Regions from separate parts of the Mus musculus genome. Here regions 1 and 3 are each linked to region 2. The links are chromatin loops, found by intact Hi-C in ENCODE. Cell type or tissue: heart. All regions are shown on one strand. Region 1 overlaps Rbm6 (RNA binding motif protein 6). Region 2 holds the start of Rbm5 (RNA binding motif protein 5). Region 3 overlaps Rnf123 (ring finger protein 123).

What was found. Hi-C counts contacts between places; a loop is a spot of excess contacts. Peaks named below come from ENCODE experiments on the same cell type or tissue, not always from the same donor. Only the 100,000 strongest peaks of a DNase experiment are listed, where the experiment ranks them.
Region 1: it touches region 2 in a loop (2.0-fold over the local background); 3 of 42 quality-filtered maps call a loop at or near these places.
Region 3: a loop joins it to region 2, with 2.3 times the contacts of the local background. A loop is called at or near these places in 2 of 42 quality-filtered maps.

Annotation. Positions count from the first base shown.
Region 1 is chr9:107,851,348-107,853,847 of GRCm38, reverse strand. Rbm6 (RNA binding motif protein 6) reads left to right here. Exons shown (of 21, transcript NM_011251.3): 3 at 445-1,723. Among named protein-coding and RNA genes, the nearest start is that of Rbm6, 20 kb to the left of the region's middle. In heart, no CTCF peak of the experiment used is centred here; no DNase peak of the experiment used is centred here.
Region 2 is chr9:107,769,955-107,772,454 of GRCm38, reverse strand. Rbm5 (RNA binding motif protein 5) reads left to right here and starts at 1,453. Exons shown (of 25, transcript NM_148930.3): 1 at 1,453-1,570. In heart, no CTCF peak of the experiment used is centred here; a DNase peak (open chromatin) is centred at 1,434; H3K4me3 peaks cover 1,705 bases; H3K27ac peaks cover 1,904 bases.
Region 3 is chr9:108,064,594-108,067,093 of GRCm38, reverse strand. Rnf123 (ring finger protein 123) reads left to right here. Exons shown (of 39, transcript NM_032543.2): 18 at 178-239; 19 at 400-471; 20 at 689-809; 21 at 1,307-1,408. Among named protein-coding and RNA genes, the nearest start is that of Amigo3, 13 kb to the right of the region's middle. In heart, a CTCF peak has its summit at 1,463 (motif pointing right); a DNase peak (open chromatin) is centred at 1,523.

The DNA.
Region 1 (2,500 bases), 81 kb before region 2:
AGAAAAACCAAACAACCAAACAGAAAATTGCACTGATTACCCCTGACTCCACATGTGTAGTAATTGTCATAATGACCTTGGAATTTTAAGTTCCTTGGCTGTAGAAACTGGGAATTTTTGTAGTATGTTACCTTTGTTAGCTTATCTGGTATTGCGGATTTTCCCTGTTGCAGGACTGGGTGAAAGCTTTTTCTGCAGCAGTCATGTTGAAAACCTTGTGTTGACTTACCTCGTGTTCTGAAATGGGAGCATAAAAGTTTACTCGGACACCTCATCTTAAAATAGCAAAACTTGCTGTTTTCTGCAGATCTAGGACCTTGTTACAGAACTCTGCCCCCCAAAATATGTTTACAGAAGAATATGCTGTGATTAGAGAAGAATATGCTGGTGTGTAGATTTCAAACTCTCTGGACAATATGAATAACCCTGTCTTTGTTTCTACAGTGGGAGCCAAGAAGAAAGGTTTGCTCCCGGGTGGAACAGGGATTATCCTCCTCCTCCCCTTAAGAGTCATGCTCAAGAGAGACACTCTGGCAACTTTCCTGGCAGAGATTCACTTCCCTTTGATTTCCAGGGGCATTCAGGACCTCCCTTTGCAAATGTAGAGGAGCATTCTTTCAGCTATGGAGGTAGAGATGGACCACATGGTGACTATCAAGGAGGGGAGGGACCTGGACACGATTTCAGAGGGGGAGATTTTTCATCTTCGGATTTCCAGAGTAGAGATTCAGCACAGTTGGACTTCAGGAACAGGGACATACATTCTGGGGATTTTCGGGATAGAGAAGGACCACCTATGGACTACAGGGGTGGAGATGGTACTCCTATGGATTATAGAGGTAGGGAGACACCTCATATGAATTATAGAGACAGGGATTCTCATACTGTTGACTTTAGAAGTAGAGATGTCCCTCCAACTGACTTTAGGGGGCGGGGCACATATGATTTAGATTTTAGAGGCCGAGAGGGATCCCATTCAGATTTTAGGGGAAGAGATTTATCAGATTTGGATTTTAGATCCAGAGATCAGTCTCGTTCTGATTTTAGGAACAGAGATGTATCTGATTTGGACTTCAGGGATAAAGATGGAACACAGGTGGACTTTAGAGGCCGAGGTTCAGCTACTACTGATCTAGACTTTAGGAACAGGGATACACCACATTCGGATTTCAGAGGTAGACATCGTACTAGGACTTACCAAGATTTTCGGGGCAGAGAGGTAGGACCTTGTATGGAATTTAAAGATAGGGAGATGCCTCCTATGGATCCAAAAGTTTTGGATTACATTCAGCCTTCTCCACAAGAGAGAGAACATTCTGGTATGAATATGAACAAGAGAGAAGAATCCATACATGACCATGCAATGGAAAGACCTGCTTTTGGTGTTCAGAAGGGAGAATTTGAGCATTCAGAAACAAGAGAAGGAGAAACACAAAGTGGAACTTTTGAACATGAATCTCAATCAGACTTTCAAAACAGCCAAAGTCCAGTTCAAGAACAAGATAAGCCAAAGCTTTCTGGAGGTGAACAACAGAGTTCAGATGCTGGTCTGTTTAAAGAAGAAGGTGATTTGGACTTTCTTGGCCAACAAGACACTGATTACAGAAGCATTGAATACTGTGATGTGGATCACAGGTTGCCAGGAAACCAGATTTTTGGCTATGGCCAGAGCAAGTCATTTTCTCAGGGCAAAATGTCCAGAGATGCCCAACAAGACCTTCAGGTATGTTGATGAGGTGATTCATAATCCTTTTGTCAAGGTTGAAGTATAGAATAGAAGATGTTTAGTCACTAAAGCCTTCTTATACAACCACGCAAAAGGAAATTCTGTAATTGAGAGTAGAATATAGGAGTTTAAACATCTAAAAAAGGCCCTTGGCTCAGAACATGTTTTCGATGTGTGTTTGTTTAATCATTCTTTTGCTTTATTGTGCTTGTTTAAATGTCCTGTGTTAAATTGATTTCAAATGATCAATCTTTGGGGAGTGGCTCTTAATACTATTGCAGTCCCTGTGATTTAGGATTTATTTCCTTATTTATGTTCATTTAGAGAATACTTAGTATTTTTTGCAGTCATGAGGATATGATGATGTTAATGTTTTATACACGTTTCCTCTTATAGCTAGCTTACTCAGCTTAAAGGTTAAGTTTCTTGAATATAAGCAAGTACAGTTATATTTGCAATTTAATTATGAAAATTATCTTAAAATAGATTTTACCCATCTCCACTTAGGTTTCCTATGTGATTTTTTTTTTTTTTTTTTTTTAAAGACAGGGTTTCTCTGTGTAACCTTGGTTGTCCTGGAACTCACTCTGTAAAACAGGCTGGCCTTGAACTCAGATCTACCTCTCTCTGACTCCCAGGTGCTGGGATTAAAGGCATGAGCCAACACCTGTTTTTTTTATTTTTTGTTTTTTTTTTTTTTTTAAAGATTTATTTATTTTATTTATATGAGTATACTACTGCTCTCTTCAGACATGCCAGAAGAGGGCATTAGAT
Region 2 (2,500 bases):
TAGTCCATCTACTCACAAAAACAATTCTACTCAACAGACAGACACAATTGAGAGGATGCCATTCATCCCTGGATGGAATCTGTCTAGGGATAGGGGAGTAGCTTTTGAGTTTAAAATTGAATTGGCAGCATGGTGGCTCACCTTTAATCCCAGCAACCAGTGAGTGAGTTCTTTATATCACCCTGGCTTTCCTGGAACTCACCTTTTTAGACCAGGCTGGCCTTGAACTCAGAGATCCAATTACCTCTGGGATTATAGGCATGGATCACCACACCCTGCTATAAGTGGTTTCTATGATCTGCAGACAAATGTATATTTTCTGCGGTTAAGTGTGTTATATATACTCAACCATAATTGGGCATATCTTAACATTTACATAATTGTATACTGAGAATACATAGATACAAAAGAAAGATGTTGAGTATGTGTTCCTTCAGCTGTGTTATCAGGCATTTCTAGCCAGTTTCAGTCACCCTAATTCCTGCACACCGTTATTCTTATCAGACTTGTAATCCCAGAAGGAGGTGAAAACTGGAGGGTCAGAAACAGTCCCACACTAAGGAGATGGATCTTGGTCAGTCTACATTGTGAATTCCAGGCTAACCAGAACTATAGAGACCCTTTCTAAAGAAAACAAAAGGGAGGGAAGGGAAGAAAAATTAAAAAAAAAAATGAGGGAAATCTGCTCCCTAATAACTACATATGCAGAGGACAAGTTATGGCAACTGGATGACAATATCTCCACAAAAAGCAGAGAGAGGGGGGGGGGGAACCTCTAGGGTTTTGTCTGTTTTGTTGGATTTTTTTTTTTAATGTGTAGTTGGGTGATGATTTGGTTTGAATTTGGGCTGCTTTGCATTTACTTATTGTTGGTGTATTTGAACACACATCCATGTTTGCCACATCAGAAGACTACTCTCATGCGTGGTTCTCTTTCCATCCTGTGAATTGCAGGGATGGAACTCAGGGTTTTAGGCTTGGCAGTAAGCCTTACCTGATGAGGCTATCTCACAGGCTTGGTTTTATTGTTGTTTTGTTTGCTTGTGGCAGGGTCTTACAACAAAATATCCCTATTGTTCTGGAGTTCATATTCTAGTGCTGGCATGGCTTCTGAAAACAAGCTAGTTCAGTTTCCAGTTTACCGAATTATTAGCTCTGTATGTTTGTAAAACGACTAGGGAAGTAATCCGTAGTATGCCTTCTCTACGAACTGGATTATACGTTTTACAGTGTGTCAAGCGCTGGTAAAGTTCACATCCGGGTTCTCAGAAGCTGAATGGCAGCTTTGTCATGGAGCAGATGAAATACGCAAAAAAATTAACGCAGGGTATAGTGACAGGCTGCCTGGGCGACCACACTTCCCGGCAGCCCTCGCGCAGACCGGCACCCTCGCTGATTGGACGCCTCTGGAGAGGCGGGTAGGATGGGAGGTGGGGGAAGGTCGACGCGCGAGGGACTGTGGGTAGGAGAAGACGGTCGGTGGAGACGCCATTTTGTGGAGCGGCCGAACCTTGTAGGAGGTTCTGGGGCGCAGAGCCGCTACTGCTCCTGCTTTGTTCCCTCTGTGGGGGTGAGTGCGGCTGCCGTCCATTACACCCCAGTGATTTTGCAATTGGTGCTGTCCCTTAAGTCTGCCTGTCAGCCGCCAGAGGTGACCGCTCAGCCGAGTCTTTGAAGAGACTAAACTAAGCAAGCGCTTGAGGGCCGCGCCCCTCCTCGCCTCTGGCTCTGCTGGCTTTCATAGGTTGCCCCCTAGCCCGGTCCTCGACCCGCCTCTTTGGAGTTGTTTGTCTCTTGCTGGGACGTTGTCCCGAATCCCCTGTCGTGCGGAGCTGTGGAGCGCCTGGCAGTCTCTTAAGCCATCATCGCCCTGAGTCTCCAACTGAATCTCGCTGTGCGAAAGGTGGTTGGGAATGGGTGTGGGGAGGGATGGATGGAAGATAAGAAAGATGGACTGAATGCCGGATTCAGTTGCGCCGCCATCTCGGCTGCGATACCCCGCGGAGGTGGGCATGGGCAACCTCCCTGGGAGGTGGGTGCGGGCATCTCGGGCGAAAACAAGGGACAGCCGTAGCCGTTCGACCCCGGAACTTGACCCACTAGATGTCTCTTATTTTTTAAGTCAACGAATGTTTGTTAAGTGCTTGCTTTAAAAGACCAGATTCTAGAAATGGCAGTAACTATAGTTTCTGGGACATCACAGGCATCATAGCTGTGTGATGTTTTATTACGGCCAATCGGCCGGGGAAAGGCTGTGGGTCACTCGGTGGCCTGTTGTCGATCAGGGCTGGTCCAAGACATAGGTGTTATTGATACACAGATATTAAGCCGAGTCAAGGTTTGGTCTTGTCTTACTGAAATAAATTGAGATCAGGCGATGTGTTATATATGTAAATTTCAATCAGATCAGCATTCCAGCTTCTAAGTTTTTGTCAGAAAAATTTGAGATCGTGTTACAATTTTAGTGTTGAATTTTATATTAACGAAGACAGTTGGATGA
Region 3 (2,500 bases), 290 kb before region 2:
TCAGCCCCCTGCCTCAGGCCTTGGGTAGGGAGATGGATTTGTGTGTATACGTAAGAGGAACAGTTGGCAACCATACCTAGGGTAGGCTTGGGGTACCCAGGTGCTGGAGGTCTGACAAAATTTCTGCCTGCTACCTGTCCTGGGAGCCTAAGGGCCATATTCCTTTTCCCATCCCAGTGGTGGAAGAACTGCAGGTCCAGATCCTGAAGCTGCTGTTGGACAATAAAGATGACAATGGGGTAAGTGACCTAAGACACCTATGTGGGTCTGCGGCTTGGAGGTATGCAGTTTGGGGCTCTGAGCCCAGATAGCAGGGCGGGTTTATGTTCCTGTGGCAGGGCGCAGGGTAAGGTGCGGAATCCTCAGCTCAGCTCAGCCTTGTTTTCCCATCCCTTGAAGGGTGAAGCTTCTAGGTACATCTTTCTGACAAAATTCCGAAAGTTCCTGCAGGAGAATGCCAGCGGCCGGGGGGTAGGTACCCTCCAGGGTGGCTCCTGTGGGCTCCTGGCTGGGTTGCAGGGCTGCAGCCTGGGCATCCGCCACCTCAGCCTGCCACACACCTGTCTGTCTCACCTGCCTCTGTCCTCTGCTGCCTTTCCCTCCTGGGATCCTAGGGCATGTCCTTGAATGAGGAGTGAGCTGGGCTCTGGGATGGCACCAGAACATGTTTTCTGTCATATGCCCCTAGAACACACCCGTGCTCTGCCCCCCTGAGTACATGGTCTGCTTCCTACACCGGCTGGTGTCTGCCTTGCGCTTCTATTGGGATGAATACAAAGCTTCCAACCCCCGTGCTTCCTTCAGTGAGGGTAAGAAACAGCAGACCCGGGTTGGCAAGGCTGGGTTGAAGCAGCCTGGGGGAGCCCCTGGGGTTGTAGAGAGGTGAGCTGGTTGTGGGGGCTACTGGGCCTTCTGCCCAGTTAAGTCCATTTCAAGAGCCCCACACTCAGGGGCCTTGGGCCTCCATTGTCCAGGCTTCGCTCCTCAGACCTGGTACCCAGATCTCTGTGCAGTCCTTTGTACAACTGCCTTGATTGGGTTACTGGGGCTCCTGTGTTTGGGCATACAGTGTCCCCAGGAGTCAGTAGGAGACAGGATATTCACTCTGGGTTGGAGGATGTCTCATGGTTTGTCCTTCTGTTCTCTTGAGTAACCAGCTGCCAAGAATTCCCTCCACCCCAAGTTCTACAGTTGTTGGCATTAACCTAAAACACAAGGAGTGGGAGAGCCAAGGAGGCCTGGGCTAGAGGGAAGCATATGGCTCTGAGAGCTCTCCTGCTGAGTCTCCATCCCTGACTCCTTGCAGAGGCTTACATCCCGCCCCAGATCTTCTATAATGGCAAGGTGGACTACTTTGACCTTCAGCGCCTTGGGGGCCTCCTCTCACACCTTCGAAAGACCCTTAAAGGTGAGTGGAGGCTGGGTAGGAGCACTCTCTGAGTCTCCTGTGCTGTGGTGCTGAGCCATCCTGTGTCCACCAGAGGGTGCCCAAGACTCTCTTAACTGTTGAGACAGGGTGACCTGCTAGGCTGTATCTGATCTCCTGTTTAGCCAGCAGTGCCTTCCTCGGGCACAAGAGACTGGCTCGGCATGCCCTGATGGAATAGATATGTCAGCACAGGATTAGGATCCTGTAAGGGGAGTTGAGTGCTGTCTGAGCAGCCTTCACTGATGAACACAGTTCACTTCCAGTGCAAAGAGCCTGTGGTACTGTGAACTCAAGGGCAAGAATGGCAAATATAGGCAGGTTGTGATGGCACACACTGTTAATCCCAGCACTCAGGAGGGTAGAGGCAGGAAGATCTCCATTAGTTCAAGGCCAACCTGGTCTACATAGTGAGTTCCAGGTCAGCCAGGACTATATAGTGAGACCCTTACTTTAAAAAGCAACGCACAGGGCCTGAGAGTTGGCTCAGCAATTGTGAGCACTTGTTACTGTTGCAGAGGGCCAGGTTTGCTTCCTCCCACATAGCAGCTCACAATGCATCTCCAGTGTCAGGGAACTCAGCACCTTCTGATCTCTGTGCCATTGGGCATGCACGCCGTGCATGTACAGGAAACACTCATACAAGTAAAAGGATAAAATCCAAAAACACTGTGTTAAAAATTAGCAACAACGAGCCAGGCGTGGTGGCTCACGCCTTTAATCCCAGCACTTGGGAGGCAGAGGCAGGCGGATTTCTGAGTTCGAGGCCAGCCTGGTCTACAGAGTGAGTTCCAGGACAGCCAGGGCTACACAGAGAAACCCTGTCTCGAAAAAAAACAAAAAACAAAAAAAACCAAAACAAACAAAAAAAAATTAGCAACAACAAAACTCGGAAGCATCCCACTGTGGCCTACAGACAGGCTGAGAGGTCAAGTCTGAGGCAGGACACTGGGGAGAGAGGCCAGTCTGAGGCTTTTACAGGCCACACAAGGTGCAAACCATCCACGGACAGCTTTGGAAGTCTGAGGCTGGGGAGTCTTATGTTATGAGAAGCTCCCTCTAGCTGCTGAGGTG